Regions from separate parts of the Homo sapiens genome. Here region 1 is linked to region 2. The links are chromatin contacts, found by Hi-C in ENCODE. All regions are on one chromosome and are shown on one strand. Each heading gives the region's core, a stretch centred on a gene start or an enhancer-like site at or near the end of the contact. The rest is flanking DNA. Distances are from core to core; before and after follow the strand shown. Region 1 has its middle 44 kb from the start of LINC02577. Region 2 holds the start of CTB-30L5.1 (a long non-coding RNA gene).

Evidence for each region. Hi-C counts contacts between places; a loop is a spot of excess contacts on that map. Pooled maps may share reads with other maps.
Region 1: a pooled map shows a loop between it and region 2 (5-fold over the local background). The contact joins the enhancer-like site here to the promoter of CTB-30L5.1 in region 2. A Hi-C loop is called at or near these places in 3 of 168 maps with a recorded cell type or tissue (B cell, endothelial cell of umbilical vein and naive thymus-derived CD4-positive, alpha-beta T cell), 4 of 37 single-sample maps with no recorded cell type and 12 of 50 pooled maps.

Annotation. Positions count from the first base shown.
Region 1 is chr7:106,729,773-106,733,160 of GRCh38, forward strand. No RefSeq gene overlaps it. Among named protein-coding and RNA genes, the nearest start is that of LINC02577, 44 kb to the right of the region's middle. RefSeq lists an enhancer at 1,668-1,717. Within about 2 kb of position 1,584, at least 5 of the 41 ENCODE cell types and tissues checked have a DNase peak (open chromatin) inside an H3K27ac peak, as active enhancers do; they include endothelial cell of umbilical vein, where a contact is called at or near this core.
Region 2 is chr7:106,597,415-106,600,932 of GRCh38, forward strand. It overlaps CTB-30L5.1 (a long non-coding RNA gene), which reads right to left and starts at 1,433. Exons shown (of 4, transcript NR_187788.1): 1 at 1,340-1,433. RefSeq lists an enhancer at 1,542-1,591.

The sequences.
Region 1 (3,388 bases), core at 334-2,833, 130 kb after region 2:
TGTGGTTTCCTAGAGCTAGGAGCAATGGGGGAATGAGGACGGATGGCCAAGGGATTTCTCTTTGTGGTGATGAAAATGATTTAAAATTTATTGTGGTGATGGTTGCACAACTCTGTGAAAATACTAAAAACCAGTGAATTGTACGCATTAAATGGGGAAATTGTATGTTATCTGAATTATGTGTTAATAAAAACTTTTTTAAATTATTGATTTAAGACTGAGTAAAAGAAGTGGTTATGGATATCAGGTTATGGGTTTAAATAAGGTCATTGGCTGAAGTCAAAAAGTTGAGGAAATTCCCAACTAGAAACCTCAACTTCCTCACTGAAATAGAAGGCAAATCCATCTGCCAAGTAGGAGTTTATAATCAGATAATGGTACATCAGAGGTAAAGACTGCAGAGGTGGTACAGTTCCAGGTGATGACAGGTTCCAAGGTGTGTCATGAAAGTGAGTGGCTAAGCTGGAGAAGAGGGAGAGGGGGTGGAGGCCCAGGAAGTGACAAAGCTTAATACACCTCACAAGTACTTGTTGAATTGAATGAAAGAATTACTTCCCCTGCCAGCACTGTATGATACATTAAGGCCTCAGTGTTACTTTAATCATCTTGGAAATTGTCACCATGTTTGCCCTAAGTAAGTTTCTTTCTTTTTCTACTAAATTTAGGGATAGGCGTATGAGTTTCAATGGAGACCATACTCAAGTTACCTCTCACCTATGGATGAAAAAAGGAAAGAAAAAGAAATTGGGGTTTTCTAAGTGTACTATGATTACACTGAGAGTATAAAAACTACTTAGGAGAATAAGCTTCTAGAAATTTAGAATGAAAACAATGCATACGCAAAACAATAAATAAGATACTAAACACAATTAACTACTGATTCAAGAAATTCACCTAAGACCTACTTTCTTTGTAGCCCCAAGTTCAGTAGAGTCAGAGGGAGGATTTCTGGGAACCCCAAACGCCTTTTCCTTGCATTCCCCCTCTGATCCAGAAGATCTTCTCAGGTCCCAGCTAATCTTTCCATTGAGGCCACCATTCTCTCACCTGTAGGGTCCCTATACCCCCCTATGTCATAGAAAGGTTTAGAGCTGAGCATCATCCCCCCATTTTCATTGCCCCCATACCAGTCCCCTCTACTAACACAAACATACAATGATAATAAAGGTTCAGGGCAAAATATAGAAACCTATCTATTTGTATTAAGCACAAAGGAATTTAATAAAGGAAATTGGGTGTTTACATATGAACTAGAATGGCTGGAGGAGCAGGCTCAAGGTTGGGCCCCCAGGAATAACTCCTAGAACAATGCAGAACTGACTATCCAGGCAAGCTACTTGCTCTGCAGCAATCAGGATGGTGAGTAGCCAGCAGGCTGACACTGGAACTTTTGAGTTCATGAACCCACAAGGATAGCTGTGTCCCAGGATCAGAAAGTCAGGATCGAGAAGCTACTGCTGCCACACCACAACTGCCTATAACCATCTATGAAGCTAATGTCTGAACACTAGAACACCACTTCAGAAAAACGTGAGATCTTGGAGATGGTCCAAGATCTTGTTCACACACAGAAAAACAGACAATAGAAGGAAGGTGGCTTCTGTTTCACTTCTGCTTTCTACATGTAAAACAAAGCGTATTTAATAAATTCATCCAAAGGAGTCAGGGAAACGTGGTTTCCAGCATTCAAAAAAAGAGCTGGAAATGGCTGAGTGCCAATCAGCTATATCCAGCATACAAACACACTATAAATGCATACATGTGCATATGTGTACACACACGATCCCAGATGACAAGATTATTGGCCCTTTTTGTTATGTGAATTTTTGTAATAACCCCAACAGAAAATAGAAAATAATACAAATGAGAAACATGGAAAATTACAAAAGTCCCAAAATTTCACATAGGCTATAGAGTCTTGGCCTCTACAGTCACTGGTTACCGACTTCCTCTAAGGAATTAAGTGCATGTCCTATGGGCAGCCCTGTGGTTTTAATTATCTTGAGGTTCAGGCTCACCAGTGCTCTCTAGTACTCAATAATAAGGAGTCTGACTCCATTGTTGATGTTTAACAGCTGACAGCTGTCAAGCCCTGCCACGCCTCCTTCCTTTTGTGCCCCACATCCAAGCAAGCTGATAAAAAAAAAAATTTAAAAAAAGAAAAAAGAAAAAAAGCCTTGGTGCTCCTTTGGCACCGATGGGAAATTCAAACCATACAAACGTTGGCCAGCATGAGGAAACCAGCAACCCAGCCTCACTCCCTAACTATTATAAAACCCCAAGCAGGGAGGTTTCCCCTCCCTGCTCTTTCAAGGCATTTTCAGATCTGCTTGGGAGCCTGCCCTGTTCCCTCTAGAAAACCTCATTACATGTGCAATAAACCTTCCATCCCCTCTTTGTGTATGTGTGGCATCATGAGTCTTGACATCTAAACCAAATTTTGTGTGGGAGGTCCATCTCACCACCGAGGGATACCACAAGAGGTTCCACCCCACAACTCGCCACCAAAACACTCCCATATCATACATTTCTGACCCCATCCTTTCTCCCTCATGATCCTTTCTCCTACCTACTGATACCGTCCAGGCAGAAGGGTGTGTCTCTTTGTATTCAGTGGAGACTTGGCTTCTCTGCAGGACAAGATTGGGTGAAGCTCAATTTGCCAGAGCTCTGCTTTGCCCAGCGAAGTTTCTTTCAGAGCACTTCCTCCCAAAGACCGTGTTAACCTTTCTCCCTATTGTCAAATCTTGATTATCGCCTCATGCCCATGTGAAACTCCCTTAGTTGATAATTTCATCCACAATTGCTTGCTGCTGTCGTTGGTGTCTGTTCTCTCTGCTCTGCTCTGCTCTTTTGGAGCTTTGATGCCTGGCTTAGCACCTTTGCCCACCTAAAGACTCCTTTGACCCTGGAATATGAGTGATGATACTCTCAAAGACATTTAATTTCAATGATATTCACCTTGCAAACTACTAACACCACCATCCTGCCTCTCATCACTGTCATCACTTTCAGCCGAGATTCAGACATCTCCAGTCATTTGTCTGCTCCCATACTTTCTTCTTAATACTGCTCACTTTGTCTGGTATCAACTGCCCTTAGACATCTTCATTTGGATAACTCCTTCTCATCCTACTGGACTCAGAGCTTTCTGTTCTTTGTCAGGGCTATCACTGCCTTTCTATTGTCCCCATTATACAAAATACATTAAAAATAACAGGAATTGTAAATTGGCATCTTACAGTCTGCCTCTGGCTAGAAGCTATATTTTATTTGGCCAGCAATGGGTTTTTGAAAAAACACATTTTTCCGAAAGAATTCAAAGCAGGATCTCAAAAAGATACTTGGATGGCCATGTTCCTTGCAGTATTATTCACAATAGCCTAGA
Region 2 (3,518 bases), core at 183-2,682:
TGAAGAGGCAAACTCAGCAAACTTCTGCATGCCCGATGGCCAGGGCGTACTGGCATACTTGTTTAAAATATACCTATTGTGCGGATCAGTAAGCTATAACTTCTGCAGGATTTATATGTCAGATAGCTCATTTTTGTCAACCCTCCAACCAAGCTTTCTGAAGAATTACTTCAACTCGTTCTTCACTGTCTACTCCAAATTAAATTCCAAATGGAAAAATATTTTGATATAAACCAATCTATAAACTTCCAGAAAAAAACATGGGGAATTATTTTTATACTCCAGAGTGAGAAAGACCTTTCTCATTAAGCTCAGATGTTATAATGAAAAAGAAGGATCATTTTTACTATGTTAAAATTTATGTATGGAAAAAATAATGTCAAAGACAAATAAAAACTTGGGAAAATATTTGCCCCACCCATAGCATGCAAAAGGCTAATTTTCATTATACATTCGAGAGTTATTTCAAAAAAAAATCATGAACAGAGCACACAAACAGAAAATTCACCAGAAAATAAATATAAATGGCATAAAAATATAAAAAGATATTCAACCTTAAAATTTTAGATGGTAATTTAAAATAAAATGAAATATCACTATTCATTTACTGGACAAAAATCTTTGCTAATGCACAGTATTGATGAAAGGAGAGAAAGAGACACTTCCAGACAGTGAATAGACAAATTGGTACATCTTCTTTGGAGGACAATTAAAAATGATACTAGTAATAATAATATAAATAGCTTACTTTTTTTGAGTATCAGCTATGTCAGATAGACGTTCTATGTGTTTCAGATATTCTAACTCATTTACTCCTCATAACAACCAAATGAGGTAGTTTCTATCACTATCACTATGAGAACACTAAGGCACAAAATGATTAAGAAACTTGTTCAAGATCACATGTCTAGTAAATGGAGAAGCTGAGATTCAAACCCAGAAAGTCTGGAAAATTCAACTTAAAACACCACACCACCACACACACACGCACACATGTTAACTACGGGTTGTAATAGATGTGTTAATTAATTTGACTGTAGTAATCGTAGTAATCAGTATCCAGTGTACATATATGTGTATCACATCAACATGTTGTACACCTTGAATATATATATACTTTTTATCTGTCAATTAGATATTTTTAAATTAAATAAACCAAGCTTGACAACACCCATAAAAATTCAAAAATTTTATACCCATTATATTCATTAGGATTAGATTTAGGTACTTGACATAGAAAAGAAAATAACTGTTGCTTAAACGAGGTAAAAGTTAATTTCTCTCCCAAATAAATAAAATCTGGAGGTATATAGCTTAGAACTGGCAGGGCAGCTCTTACCCTATAAAGTCCTCAAGAACCTGGCTCCTTCCAGCTCCCCACTCACCACCAAAAGGGTGTGGCCCTAGGCAGCATGTGAAGTACAAAAACGAATAAAGAATAGAGGACAGAAGGCACTTGTCATCTGTCTCTCAGAGAAGTTTTTCAGAAGCTGTCACGCGACACTTCCCGTTCCACTGCTCTAGCTGCAAAGGAGGCTGGGAAATGTAGTCTTAATTCTGGGCCGCCATTTGCACAGCTTTGCATTGTATTACCATGGAAGAGGAGGAGAAGGGAGATTGAGGGACATGTGGCCAGCTCTTTCCTTCCTGCTGACACCACAATTCAACTTCTAGGAAAATTTCTACTAGATTAATGGCACATTTGTGTAACAACATATTACACTGATTATTCCCCATTTATCCTTCCTCTCCCTGCCTACCCTGTACCTTGCAGACTGACCTCCATGGACTGCATCACCTGGGCTTCCCCAACCTCTGACTTCCACTTCTATTCAGCAGCTGGAAGAACCAGCAGAAAACCAGAGAGCAAAAGGAGATAGCAGTCAGGGTATTTATTCCTCTTGCTCCTACTCTGATGGCTGCAGTTTGGCTACTGGCTCCATTCCTCACCATGTGGCTGTAGCTCCGTTTGGCTGGCCTCTCTCCCACAGCCATGGTCTCACTGGCTTCTAGTAACACTGCTCCCTCCCCTTATCCCTTCATGCCTGGGGTGGTGAAGGCTTGTCACTGTTGGGAGTTCCTGAATGTTTAGCCATTTATTGCTGGTTCTATTCATCCTGCCAGCACCTGTGTAAATAGTACCTCCATGACTAAACTCGTCAGGTAAGCTTGGGATGTGCCATCTGCTTCTGCTGGACCCTGATTCATACACATACGTGCAAGGACTTTCATTACAGCAGTGCTTGAAATAGTAATAGACCAAAACAAATTAAATATTTATCAATAGGGAACTGATTAAATATCATGCAGTTATAGTAGTAATATAATGTAGCAGTTTAATAAATAATGGTGCACTATCATGTACACTTAAAAATTTGCTAAGAAGGTAGACCTCAAGTTATGTGTTCCTACTGCACTAAAATAATAATAATGTCTTTATGAGCTAAAATAGAGAGCTCTTGATGATAGGATGCTACCAACTGTATATTAAAATATAGATATAGATGTACAGTTAGGTTTGGATTTAGATATATTTGCATGGTGTGTTATAAATGTATATGTAATATGCATTTCTATACTTAAAGGTTTTTAAGGAAAAGACTAGAAACTGAGACTGGTGGTCACCTCTGGGAAAGAATAATGGAGAATAGGGTAGGAAAGAGCTTTACTTTCATTGAATATCCTTTTATACTATATGAATTTTTACTACATATATATTACCTTAAAAAACTATTTAGAGAAAAAAATATTAATTTTCCTTAGGATACATATAATAGGGAAGCATACGAATAAGATAGTAGCATTCCTTTGAGATTCCATTACTATAAATCGGATTCCAATTTTCTCTCCCCACCACTGTCTGCCCTCTCGTAAACCCTCCTCCCATACGGGGGCACACCAAGGGCCCTCGCTTCTAATGAAGGGCAGTACCTCATCCCCTGGATCTACTGTGGTCCTTACTGTGCTCTCCCTATGCATTGGTGTCAATTAAGGGAGTACATGTTCTGTTCCAAAGCTGTAGGAAGTGCTAGAAACCAGGAAAATGAATGATCCCTGTCCTCAGAGAGATTATTTCCTATGGAGGGACATAAAAATGTAAGAGGTGTCAACAGGAGTGAATATAGAAATTGGAGACAGGGCACAGAGACGGTGTGGTCGATTGTAATCAGGGACTAAAATGCAGAACTGGAAGGATTTCCTGAGAGGTGAGAGAGGAATGTGGTGGCAATGGTAATAAAAGGAGAATGGGGTGCCCTCTGAAGACAAGCAAAATAGAGGGCATTTGAAGTAGCAGAAACAATGTAACTTGAAGCAGGACACTTAAGATAATTTAAGACTACTGATGGCAGATTAAAACGGGGAGCCAATCAGCTGAAGGTCATTGGTGTCATCATCATCCTGGAGAGAATCAAAAGGGAAGGGTAGAAGAATGGGTTAAGAATGTCTATTACAGTCATTATTCAGGAAAGAAAAATAAAGACTAGCTAAATGTTTGATTACTACTTTAGACTGCATTA